2 separate regions of the Homo sapiens genome follow, and region 2 is linked to region 1. Evidence: read pairs that join two places in POLR2A ChIA-PET (ENCODE). Cell type or tissue: CD4-positive, alpha-beta T cell. All regions are shown on one strand. Each heading gives the region's core, and the rest is flanking DNA. Links, peaks and the distances in the headings are about the cores only.

Region 1 (5,374 bases), core at 316-5,315:
TTTTTTTTTTGAGACAGGGTCTCACTCTGTTGCTCAGACTGGAGTGCAGCGGCTTCATCATGGCTCACTGCAGTCTTGACCTCCCAGGACTCAGGTGATCCTCCCACCTCAGCCTCCCATGTAGCAAGGACTGCAGGTGCGCACTTCCATGCCTAGCCAATTTTTTATATTTTTTGTAGAGACAGGGTTTCACCATGTTGCCCAGGCTGGTTTCAAACTCCTGAGCTCAAGTGATCTGCTCATGTTGGCCTCCCAAAGTGCTGGGATTATAGGCGTGATGAAACTCTTTTTTTATGTGTTAAAGATATTAGCTCTTTCTTAATGATGAAGGCTTTTGCAGAGTTTTATTTATTATGTTTTTTTTTTTGAGACAGAGTCTCCCTTTGTTGCCCAAGCTGGAGTGCAGTGGGGCGATCTTGGCTCACTGCAACCTCTGCCTCCTGGGTTCAAGCGATTCTCTTGCCTCAGCCTCCCGAGTAACTGAGATTACAGGTGGGTGCCACCACGCCCAGCTAATTTTTTGTATTTTTAGTAGAGAGGGGGTTTTGTCATGTTGGCCAGGCTGGTCTTGAACTCCTGACCTCAAGTGATCCGCCCGCCTTGGCCTCCCAAAGTGCTGGGATTATAGGCGTGAGCCACCGCACCCTGCCTTGCAGGGTTTTAGTCGTGATTTTTTTTTTTTTTTTCTGGTTGTTGTCTTTTTTTTAGCGACACGGTCTTGCTCTTTTGCCTAGCTTGGAGTGCAGTGGCATGATCATAGCTCACTGTAACCTTGAACTCCTGGGCTGAAGCAGTCCTCTCACCTCAGCCTCCCAAGTAGTTAGGACTACAGGTGTGTGCCACTGCTCCTGGCTAATTAAAAAATATATATATATTTTGTAGAAAGGTGGTCTTACTATGTTGCCCAGGCTGGTCTTGAACTCCTGGGGTCAAGTGATCCTCTGCCTTGGCTTTTCAAAGCGCTGAGATTACAAACGTGAGCCACTGCACCTAGCCCTTTAAAAAAAAAAATGTTGTTACTAGATAGAATTATAATTCTAGGTGTCATGTTACCGTCAGGCTTTTCCCTAATACAGAGATTTTTGGGGGCACTGAGGGTGAAGGGAATTGTTTTTGTTTTATAAGCCTAATAAATGGTAGGCTTTTGGCTATTTTTGTGCGTGAATGTATATACACACACCAAAAGAAGCAAAAAAAAAAAAAGAGAAAAACTCTATCATAAGACTATCTTCTCATTACCTAAGGGTTTCAGTTAGATTATATCTTGGCTAAATGAGATTTCACCATTTTTGCAACCAGCCAGAATAAAAAAGCTTCCTACTCTCATAAGAACCAGGTGAATGTCTCACTGTGGATAAACAGTTGTCTGCTAATGTGGCACTTACACAAAGGGAGATTATTATTGCCAGAAAAGACGCTATCCAGAAGCCATAAACTAAAAACACTACAGAGGTATTTTTGAACAAACATTGGACTCCCATTTCATTTGGTTGAGTCAGGGTTATGTTGCTCAACTGAATTCACTGGGAAATATTCTGGAGTCCAAAAGGCAAGGTTGCTTCAGACCCCACTTCCTGCCCAGAAGGAGGCCCAGAGGGTTTCTCAGCTTGTGCAGTGCGTGGCATTGTAGTATCCTGGATTTCTTCTCCCGTCACAGTGCAAGAGAAGTGAGGACTCGGAGCTACTGCCAGCCGCCTCCTCTGCTTCCTGCCCCTTCATGCAGCACTATGCTCACTCTTGCATGTATGCACATCCAAGTATTTGCACACACACACACACACACACACACAGGTCTGTGTGTACATGCACACACTCATAGGCAAAGACTTCTTTTCTTCATGACAGTTTAACATGGAGTTGCCTCCCTCCATTTCTGGTGAGGAGCAGGCAGGCGTGCCTTCCACACACAGCTTGCTGCTCACAGTGGCAGCAGAAGCCCGCAGGAGGGAACCTCATTCCCTATGTGGCTGCAGGTTCACTGCTGTGGTCCTCTTCAGCCTCTAGTCGCTTGCTGCTAGTGGCCCTGCTAGAGAACCGGGGTTTCATGCACACTTGCAGTCAGCTGTACAGGCCTCGATGTGTGGCAGCCTATGGATGTCTATCTGAACAAGGTGCTTGGGGTCGCACTGTGGGCTTTTCCTGTGGAGTGGTTTTGGGGGGATTTCCCCCTCTGTTTTATCTCTCCTGGCCCAGGGTTGTCATGTAGGAAGTCATCTTATCCTACCAACCTTATGTTTCTCTTCTCTATTACTGTGTATTGTTTCTATTTTATAATTTTTTTTTTTTTGAGATAGAGTTTCACTCTGTCACCCAGGCTGGAATGCAGTGGCGCCACCTCGGCTCACTACCACCTCCAACTCATGGGTTTAAGTGATTCTTGTGCTGCAGCCTCCCAAGTAGTGGGAATTACAGGTGCACACCACCACACCTGGCTAATTTTTATATTTTTAGTAGAGACGGGGTTTCACCATGTTCACCAGGCTTGTCTGGAACTCCTGGCCTAAAGTGAGCCTCTTGCCTCGGCCTCCTAGAGTGTAGAGATTATAAGCATGAGCCACAGTGCTTGGCCTCTATTTTAGAAAGCTAATGGCATTTTGGTTTTTTGTTGTTGGTAGTAATAAAGCACATTTAGAAACACAGGAGAATATGCAGTGAAAACTGAGCTGCCGCCTCCTCCTGTTCCCAGACTCCAGTTCTACCTCCTGATCCCCACCCCACACAACTCCCGTGACCTCCTTCTTTATATCCTATCAGAGAAGTTTTTCTCCCTGTGTGAGCCTGTGTGTGAGTTCCTGGGTTTGAATGTATTTTACATGTGTGAAAGCTCACCACATTCATTGTTCTCTACTTTTTTTCCGTCAAGTTGTGAATTGAATTGGTAATTTTTTTTTTTTTTTTTTTTTTTGAGACGGAGTCTCGCTCTGTCGCCCAGGCTGGAGTGCAGTGGCGGGATCTCGGCTCACTGCAAGCTCCGCCTCCCGGGTTCACGCCATTCTCCTGCCTCAGCCTCCCAAGTAGCTGGGACGACAGGCGCCCGCCACTACGCCCGGCTAATTTTTTTTGTATTTTTAGTAGAGACGGGGTTTCACCGTTTTAGCCGGGATGGTCTCGATCTCCTGACCTCGTGATCCGCCCGCCTCGGCCTCCCAAAGTGCTGGAATTGGTAATTTTTAAAAAAACACTGATGATTGACAAAAGTTGGCAAGCAGTTAAAACACTTGCTTTTTTCATTTAGTCTATGATAAATATAATTTTCAAGTGATCTTTTTTTTTTTTTTTTTGAGACGGAATCTCGCTCTGTTGCCCAGGCTGGAGTGCAGTGGTGTGATCTTGACTCACTGCAACCTCCTCTTCCTGGGTTCAAGCAATTCTTCTGCCTCAGCCTCCCAAGTAGCTGGGATTACAGGTGTGAGCCACCAGGCCCAGCTAATTTTTATATTTTTAGTAGAGACAGCGTTTCACCGTGTTGCCCGGGCTGGTCTCTAACTCCTGGCCTCAAGTGATCCGCCCACCTTGGCCTCCCAAAGTGCCGTGATTACAGGCATGAGTCACTGTGCCCGGCCCTCAAGTGATCTGTCTTAAATATGTTTTATTTTCTTCCCGATTTTCTATCCCACCAGCTCCTGAAAGGCCCAAATAGACCCAGTCATGTTTCTCAAGCAAAATTTAATTTTAGTTGCTCACAGGAAGAGATTTCAAGGGGAAGAGACGGATTCCACATGTGAGCTATAAATGCAGCCAGTTTCCTGTCAGCATTTTCTAGAAGCTTTAACTTGACGATGAATGTCTAATGTGCATTTATCACCAGAAACCTAAAGGAGTTTTGATTTCTTAATTATCTAAATATAGCTACCTCTGGGAACTCATTTAATAATAAGTATGGGTTCTACAACTAATTACTGGTTTCTCTGTGAACAGTGCGTAAAACTCCTTTCTCGTCAAAGGAAATCTCAGTGATAAAACAGAGTTGTATGACTGAGAACCCCAGTTGTGAATGTAAGACACAGGATAAGTGCACAACATTCTTGAGAATCCTGGGACCTCAGGAAGTTCGTACTTCATTCTCCTGCCTTAGTACAACAAGGGGCTCCCAGATGTAAGGAGATGGCTGAGTCCAAAGAATTGTTGAAGGTCTCTCAAGCTTTTTCTTTTCTTTCTTTCTTTCTTTTTTTTTTTTTTTTTTTTTGAGACAGAATCTTGCTCTGTTGACCAGGCTGGAATGCAGTGGTGCAATCTCGGCTCATTGTAACCTCTGCCTCCCTGGTTCAAGCGACAATCCTGCCTCAGCCTCCTGAGTAGCTGGGATTACAGGCATGTACTGCCACACCTGGCTAATTTTTTTTTTTTTTTGGTATTTTTAGTAGAGGTGAGGTTTTGCCATGTTGGCCAGGCTGGTCTCCAACTTCTGACCTCAGGTGATTCGCCTGCTTTGCCCTCCCAAAGTGCTAGGATTACAGGCATGAGCCACTGCGCCCGGCTGCTTTTTCTTTGAAATATATTTTTAATTTAGAGAGAAATGATGCTACTTGAAAGTAATACTACTTTCTACATGAAAAGATTCAAGCATTCAGGCCAAGCGCAGTAACTCAGCAGTAAGTGCAGTAAGTGCAGCTGTAATCCCAGCACTTTAGGAGGCTGAGGTGGGCGGATTACCTGAGGTCAGGAGTTTGAGACCAGCCTGGCCAACATGGTGAGACCCCGACTCTACTAAAATTACAAAACTTAGCAGGGTGTGGTGGTGCACACCTGTAATCCCAGGTACTCGGGAGGCTGAGGCAGGAAAAACACTTGAACCCAGGAGGTGGAGGTTTCAGTGAGCCAAGATTGCACCGTTGCACTCCAGCCCGGGCGACAGAGTGAGACTCTGTCTCAAAAAAAACAGAAGAGTGAAGCATTCAGAAGGGCAGTAGCAAGGTGGCCTCGGATTCTTGAGAAGGCACCCATACCAGCCTGGGTGCACATCTGTACATGATTTGTGCCAAATGAAATCACAGTTGCTTTGTTGTCCTTTCTTACAGAATGTACCTGAAACATGGGAGCCCAGTTAAAATGATGGAGAGTTATATTGCAGTTCTCACAAAGGGGATATGCCAGAGTGAAGAAAACGGCTCTTTCCTTAGTAAGGATTTTGATGCCCGAAAGGCCTACCTGGCTGGCTCCATCAAAGGTAAGAAGGGAAAAAACAGGCCAGGGACGGTGGCTCACGCCTGTAATCCCAACACTTTGGGAGGCCAAGGCGGGTGGATCACGAGGTCAGGAGATCGAGACCATCCTGGTTAACATGGTGAAACCTCGTCTCCACTAAAAATACAAAAAATTAGCCGGGCGTGGTGGCACCCGCCTGTGATCCCAGCTACTCGGGAGGCTGAGGCAG
Region 2 (5,374 bases), core at 236-5,235, 670 kb after region 1:
TGGCATTCAGGTTTGAGCACTAAGACTGGGGTCTCTGGCAGTTTGATTTAGAGATGGGAACCAGCCCGCCCAGCACTTTATCCATCTGCCAGTCATGATTTGCATATTTGGCACTCCCAGTTCTTCGGAAATTAAATGTCACACATCATCCAGAAAAGGTTGGGACCTTTGTTAGGCCTTTCAGGGAGGTGTTCTGATGTCCTTCATGGCCACCAATCTGTAACATTTTTGAGACTAGTAGCTGACTATTCAATAAAAAGGGAAAAAACCAAGATGGCTTTAGGAACTAACATTTACATGGAGTCTTTAAGGGCAAAAGTGTGAATATTATCAAAGCTTTAAGAGCTTCTTTATTCTTCATACTTTCCCTTTTTTCTCTCTCGATAGTCTAAGGGAAAGAGATTATATTCAAATAAAAAGGAAGTGAGATTTCCTCCATTGACATAATTATTTTTACAGCTGTTGGGCTGTACAGTATAAACTACCGTACTTCTCAGGGCCAGCGAGATCGTGGTTCACGTTAAGAGTTGAGTATACGTAACGACTCTTGCTAATTGGGAGTAAAAGTAACTACAGAGAAAGTATTTCCAGGTCCTATCTCAGTGAATAGTTTGGTACACCTTTCTCTCAAGAGATTAAAATTTTAGAAATTTACACTTTTGCCATTTTTTCTTTCCTTTTAATCCTGTTTTATGGTAAAGGAACTTTGCAACAGTGAACAACAGGAAGGGCAAAGAACCACATGTTGAAAATCACAACTTTATTATCTTTTAACATGTTAATTTAAATCTTGGTATCTATTTCAATTTCCATATAACTCAATTTAAAAGAGTTTTTAGAAGCTTAATCCTTTTTAAATTGTTTTTTGGTTATACAGTAAATTGTAAAAGAGAAGAAAAAAAATTCCTCCACTTGGAAATAATTGTTATCAATATTCTACTGAGTTTTGGTGGGTGTTTCCATTTGTGCCTAGGCTCTTTGGAGGACCAGTGTTACTTTCACATGTTTCAGAATAGTTTCTCTGTTTTGCACTTTTACATATTTCCCTCTAGTCTTATTATTTTTTTAAGAACATAGGAAGACTTTGTTAAACAAAACTACTTATTTCTCCTTAGTATGACTTTCTGATTTGGATGTCTGTGTATCAGTTTGAATAATCTGCATTTATTCCAGCAGCATCCTTTAATGTGGTCACTGTTCCCAGATTTGCTAAAGCCTAAGTCTGTGTTCTGTAATTGGAGCAGAAGCAATCTTATTTCAGAGACGGGTATTAATAGAATTTCTAGTTTTCTGCCTCTGTTGTCTTTTTATCGCAAATATATGCCTTATTTGTTTGCCAGTTAAAAAAAATTCACATACCATAATTCAAATACCTTACAGTTCACCCGTTTAAAGTATGTAAGTCAATGGTTTTTAGTGTATTCAGAGTCATGTGGTTATCACCACAATCAATTTTAGAACCTTTCATCATCCCCCGAAAAAACCCTGTCTTCGTTAGCAGCCACTCCTCACTTCCTCCCAAACTCCAGCTCCCCAGCACCATGCAACCACTAATCTCCTTTCTGTCTCTGTAAATATTTGTCTATTCTGGACATCTCATAGAAACGGAATAATACACCACGTGGCCTTTTGTGATGGACTTCTTTCACCTAGCATAGCTTTTAAGGTTCATGCCAGTTGTAGTGTGTAGCAGTACTTTATTCTTTTTTATTGCCAGATAATCCCTTGTATGGGTATGTCATGTTTTATTTATTTGTTCATCAGTTGGTAGACATTTGAGTTGTTTCCACCTTTTAGCTATTATGAATAATGCTATTATAAGCCATTTTGCATACAAGTTCTTGGTGGTATATTTGTTTTAATCTCTCTTGGGTGTGTACCTAGCAATGGAATTGCTGGGTCATATGGTAACTCTATCTAACCTTTTGTGGAACTGCCAGACTGTTTTTTTTTTTTTTTTGGAGACGGAGCCTCGCTCTGTCGCCCAGGCTGGAGTGCAGTGGCACGATCTCGGCTCACTGCAACCTCCGCCTCCCGGGTTCAAACGATTCTCCTGCTTCAGTCTCCCGAGTAGCTGGGACTACAGGTGCATGCCACCACACCCGACTCATTTTTTGTATTTTTAGCAGAGATGGGGTTTCACTGTGTTAGCCTGGTTAGATGGTCTTGATCTCCTGACCTTGTGATCCGCTCGAGAGAGAGAGAGAGAGAGAGAGAGAGAGAGAGAGAGAGAGAGACTGAGACTGACTTTGCCTGTAATATCAGCACTTTGGCAGGGGGCCGAGGTGGGAGGATTGCTTAAGGCCAGGAGTTCGAGACCAGCCTGGGCCACATAGCAAGACCCTGTCTCTATGAAAAATTTAAAAATTAGCTGGGCATATTTGTGTGTACCTGTAGTCACAGGTACTCAGAAGGCTGAGGCAGGAGGATTACTTGAGTCCTGGAGTTTGAGGCTGCAGTGAGCTGTGATTGCACCACAGCACTCTAGCCTAGATGGTGGAGTGAGACCCTGTCTCTAAAAAAGAAAAATTAAAAACCTGTATAAGGGTATGAAGAATCTGTAATGGTTTAAACAATGAGGACTTAGTTGTTGCTTCTTTAGAAAAAAAATACCCTTTAAAGTTATATAGGCTTATGTTCCATGTCTGCATATCTTATTTGCGTATCTCATTGCCTTAATGGATAACCGCATCATTTTCCGTATTTAGTTTCCATCAGACACCTGTTTAAAATTTTAGCTTCAGATGGATGTAGGTACCAGCTTTTCACATAAAATTATTTATGTCCCTTTTCTTAAATGGCAGCAGCAACATCAACCCTTAGTCTCGGTCACAAGATGTAAGTTGCAAGCGTAATTTAAAAACTAGGGAAGTGCTGTGGAGCTTGTGGCTGTGGTGTTGTCTTTTTGAGATCGCGTGTTTCAGAGTTGTGATAAGGACCTAACCACATACCACACAGAACTGGCTGGGCCTCTGGAAAAGGGAAGGTGATCCTGTTGCCAGTGCTATGCATTGTAATCCCTGGGGCTCTGTGTAAACAAAATACCTTAGGACTGGGAAGGAATCCTAAGAAGTAATTTTCTCTATCCCTGTTTTTTGTCAGGACTGAATTTAACCTTTTCAGAAAGGTAGTGCTCTATACTTTATTTTCTAAAGATAACTGTGTAGCAGATTCTAACATACTCACTGGAAATGTTTGCATTTATAGTAATCTCATTTATTTGTTTGAGACAGGGTCTTGCTCTGTCACACAGGCTGGAATGCAGTGACGCAATCATCCTGCCTTCAGCCCCCCAAGTGGCTGGGATTACAGGCATGTGCCACCACCCCCTGCTAATTTTTTTTTTTTCTATTTTTTGAAGAGATGGGGTCTCACTATATTACCCATGCTGGTCTTGAATACCTGGGCTTAAGCAATCTGCCTACCTTTACCTCCCAAAGTGCTGGGGATTATAGGTGTGAGCCCCTGCACCTGGCCAGTAATTTTAGATTTTTATTTAGAAAAAATCACTTTTAAGAGACAGAGAAAACCTTCCAGTGAAGGTGTTTCCATGAGTTTGAACTTTGTTATACAGATCCACAATCCTTATCTGAACTTCTTGGGGGGCCATATTTGTTTTAGAATTCAAGTTTTTTGGGGTTTTCAAAAGGTTATTCCCTGTATTTTCTACCCTCTAAAGTGGTTCTGGAGCATTACCCCACGATAAAACACATTAATGTTTCTTAAACAATGGTATGAATGTTCATACTAAGGGAGGTAAGTGATGATTATCAGTATCTTCATATCAGTTCAGGGCATGCTTTGCCATTAAATGAGTTTTTAACTTAAAAGATACACTTTCAGGTTTTAGAGTTTTTTGGATTTTGGAATTGTACATAAGGAAGTTAAGGGATGATGGGCTTATATTAACTCTGTTTCAAGCCCAGGATGAGGGTAGATAAAAGAAATAAAAATAGAAAAGACCAGGTGTGGTGGCTCAAGCCTGTAATCCCAACACTTTGAGAGGCCGAGGCAAGCAGATAACTTGAGGTCAGGAGTTCAAGACCAGCCTGGCCAACATGGTGAAACCCTGTCTCTACTAAAAATACAAAACTTAGCCAGGCATGATGGCATGTGCCTCAGCTACTCGGGAGGCTAAGGTGGAAGAACCGCTTGGATCTGGGAGGCGGAGGTTGCAGCAAGCTGAGATCGCGCCATTGCACTCTAGCTTGGGTGACAGAGTGCGACTCTGTCTCAAAGAAGGAAAGAAGGAAGGAAGGAAAGGATAGAAGGAAGGAAAGGGAAGGGGGAGGGGAAGGGGAGGAGGAAGGGAGGAAGGCAGGCAGGCAGGCAGGAAGGAAGGAAATGCCAAGCTTAGAGAATAAGCATTTTTTAAAGTAGATCAGACTGAAGCCAGAGGCCTTTCTGGGTCTGCATCTAGAAGCAGACAGTAGCAGGTGGGAATTTGGCCCCTACACAGTAAAGAGGACTAACAGGGCTTCATGGGAGATGGGATCCTGGGGCCATGCTTAGCACTTGAGGCCTGGTGCTCAGGTGGAACTCCCTAGATCATGAGGGGAGCTGTTAGAGTGTCTGCACTGAGTTGGATAATCCTGCATAGAACATCTCCTGTGTGCCATGCCAGTAGCATTTCCATGAAGAAATACTGGTCTGGGCAAAAGATAGGGATCTGAATCAACACCATAGCAATGGGCATGAAGTGGTTGGGGTTGATAGGAGAGACTTAGAGAAGGAGAATGATGGAAGATGATTCCAAGGTTTCTTGCTTAAATGATCCAGTGGGTGGTGCAGTCATTACCTGAAATAGGGCATACCAGAGAAGGAACAATATTTGGGGAGCAGGTGTTGCGCAGTTCTAGAGATGCTGAGTCTGAGGGTCTAGTGTGTCTCAGTGTGGGGGAGACGTCACATGCATCAGTCTTGAGATTAGGGGAAAAGAGTGGAGTTAGCAAAGGTAGTAGTAGTTAAAATTAGGAAAGAAGGTGACATTTTCTAGATGGAGCATGAAGACGGAGAAGAGAGTTAAGGGTAGAACACTGGGAATACCATCAGTTTTAGAGAAGAAAGATACACCCACAAAGGAGACTGAGAAGGAACAGCCAGAGATGGGGAAGGACCCCGAGAGATTGTTGTCATGGGGACCAGAGGAAGAGACAGCAGGGAGTGTTCTTTCATTCCGAGAGAGTTAGGAGGCCTAAGCAGTGTCATCAGAGCCTTTACTCCTTGACCTGCCCCAATCAGACTATAGTCCTTACAGTTCCAGTGCCTGGGCTGGGACACTGTACCCTGCTGGCTCTCAGAGTGGATTCCATGTTTGAGGAATGGATTTAAAAGAAGATTCTCACTTGTGTAAACATGTCACAAGGTGCTAGGA

Evidence for each region. Peaks named below come from ENCODE experiments on the same cell type or tissue, not always from the same donor. Only the 100,000 strongest peaks of a DNase experiment are listed, where the experiment ranks them.
Region 2: POLR2A ChIA-PET joins it to region 1 with 6 read pairs; 3 of 35 experiments call an interaction of 5 or more read pairs at or near these places.

Annotation. Positions count from the first base shown.
Region 1 is chr10:119,112,501-119,117,874 of GRCh38, forward strand. It overlaps DENND10 (DENN domain containing 10), which reads left to right. Exons shown (of 9, transcript NM_207009.4): 4 at 5,019-5,167. Among named protein-coding and RNA genes, the nearest start is that of DENND10, 11 kb to the left of the region's middle. In CD4-positive, alpha-beta T cell, for the core only: no CTCF peak of the experiment used is centred there; no DNase peak of the experiment used is centred there.
Region 2 is chr10:119,783,343-119,788,716 of GRCh38, forward strand. The region is part of intron 3 of INPP5F (inositol polyphosphate-5-phosphatase F); the gene reads left to right. Among named protein-coding and RNA genes, the nearest start is that of INPP5F, 60 kb to the left of the region's middle. RefSeq lists a silencer at 2,795-3,089. In CD4-positive, alpha-beta T cell, for the core only: no CTCF peak of the experiment used is centred there; DNase peaks (open chromatin) are centred at 1,509 and 2,919.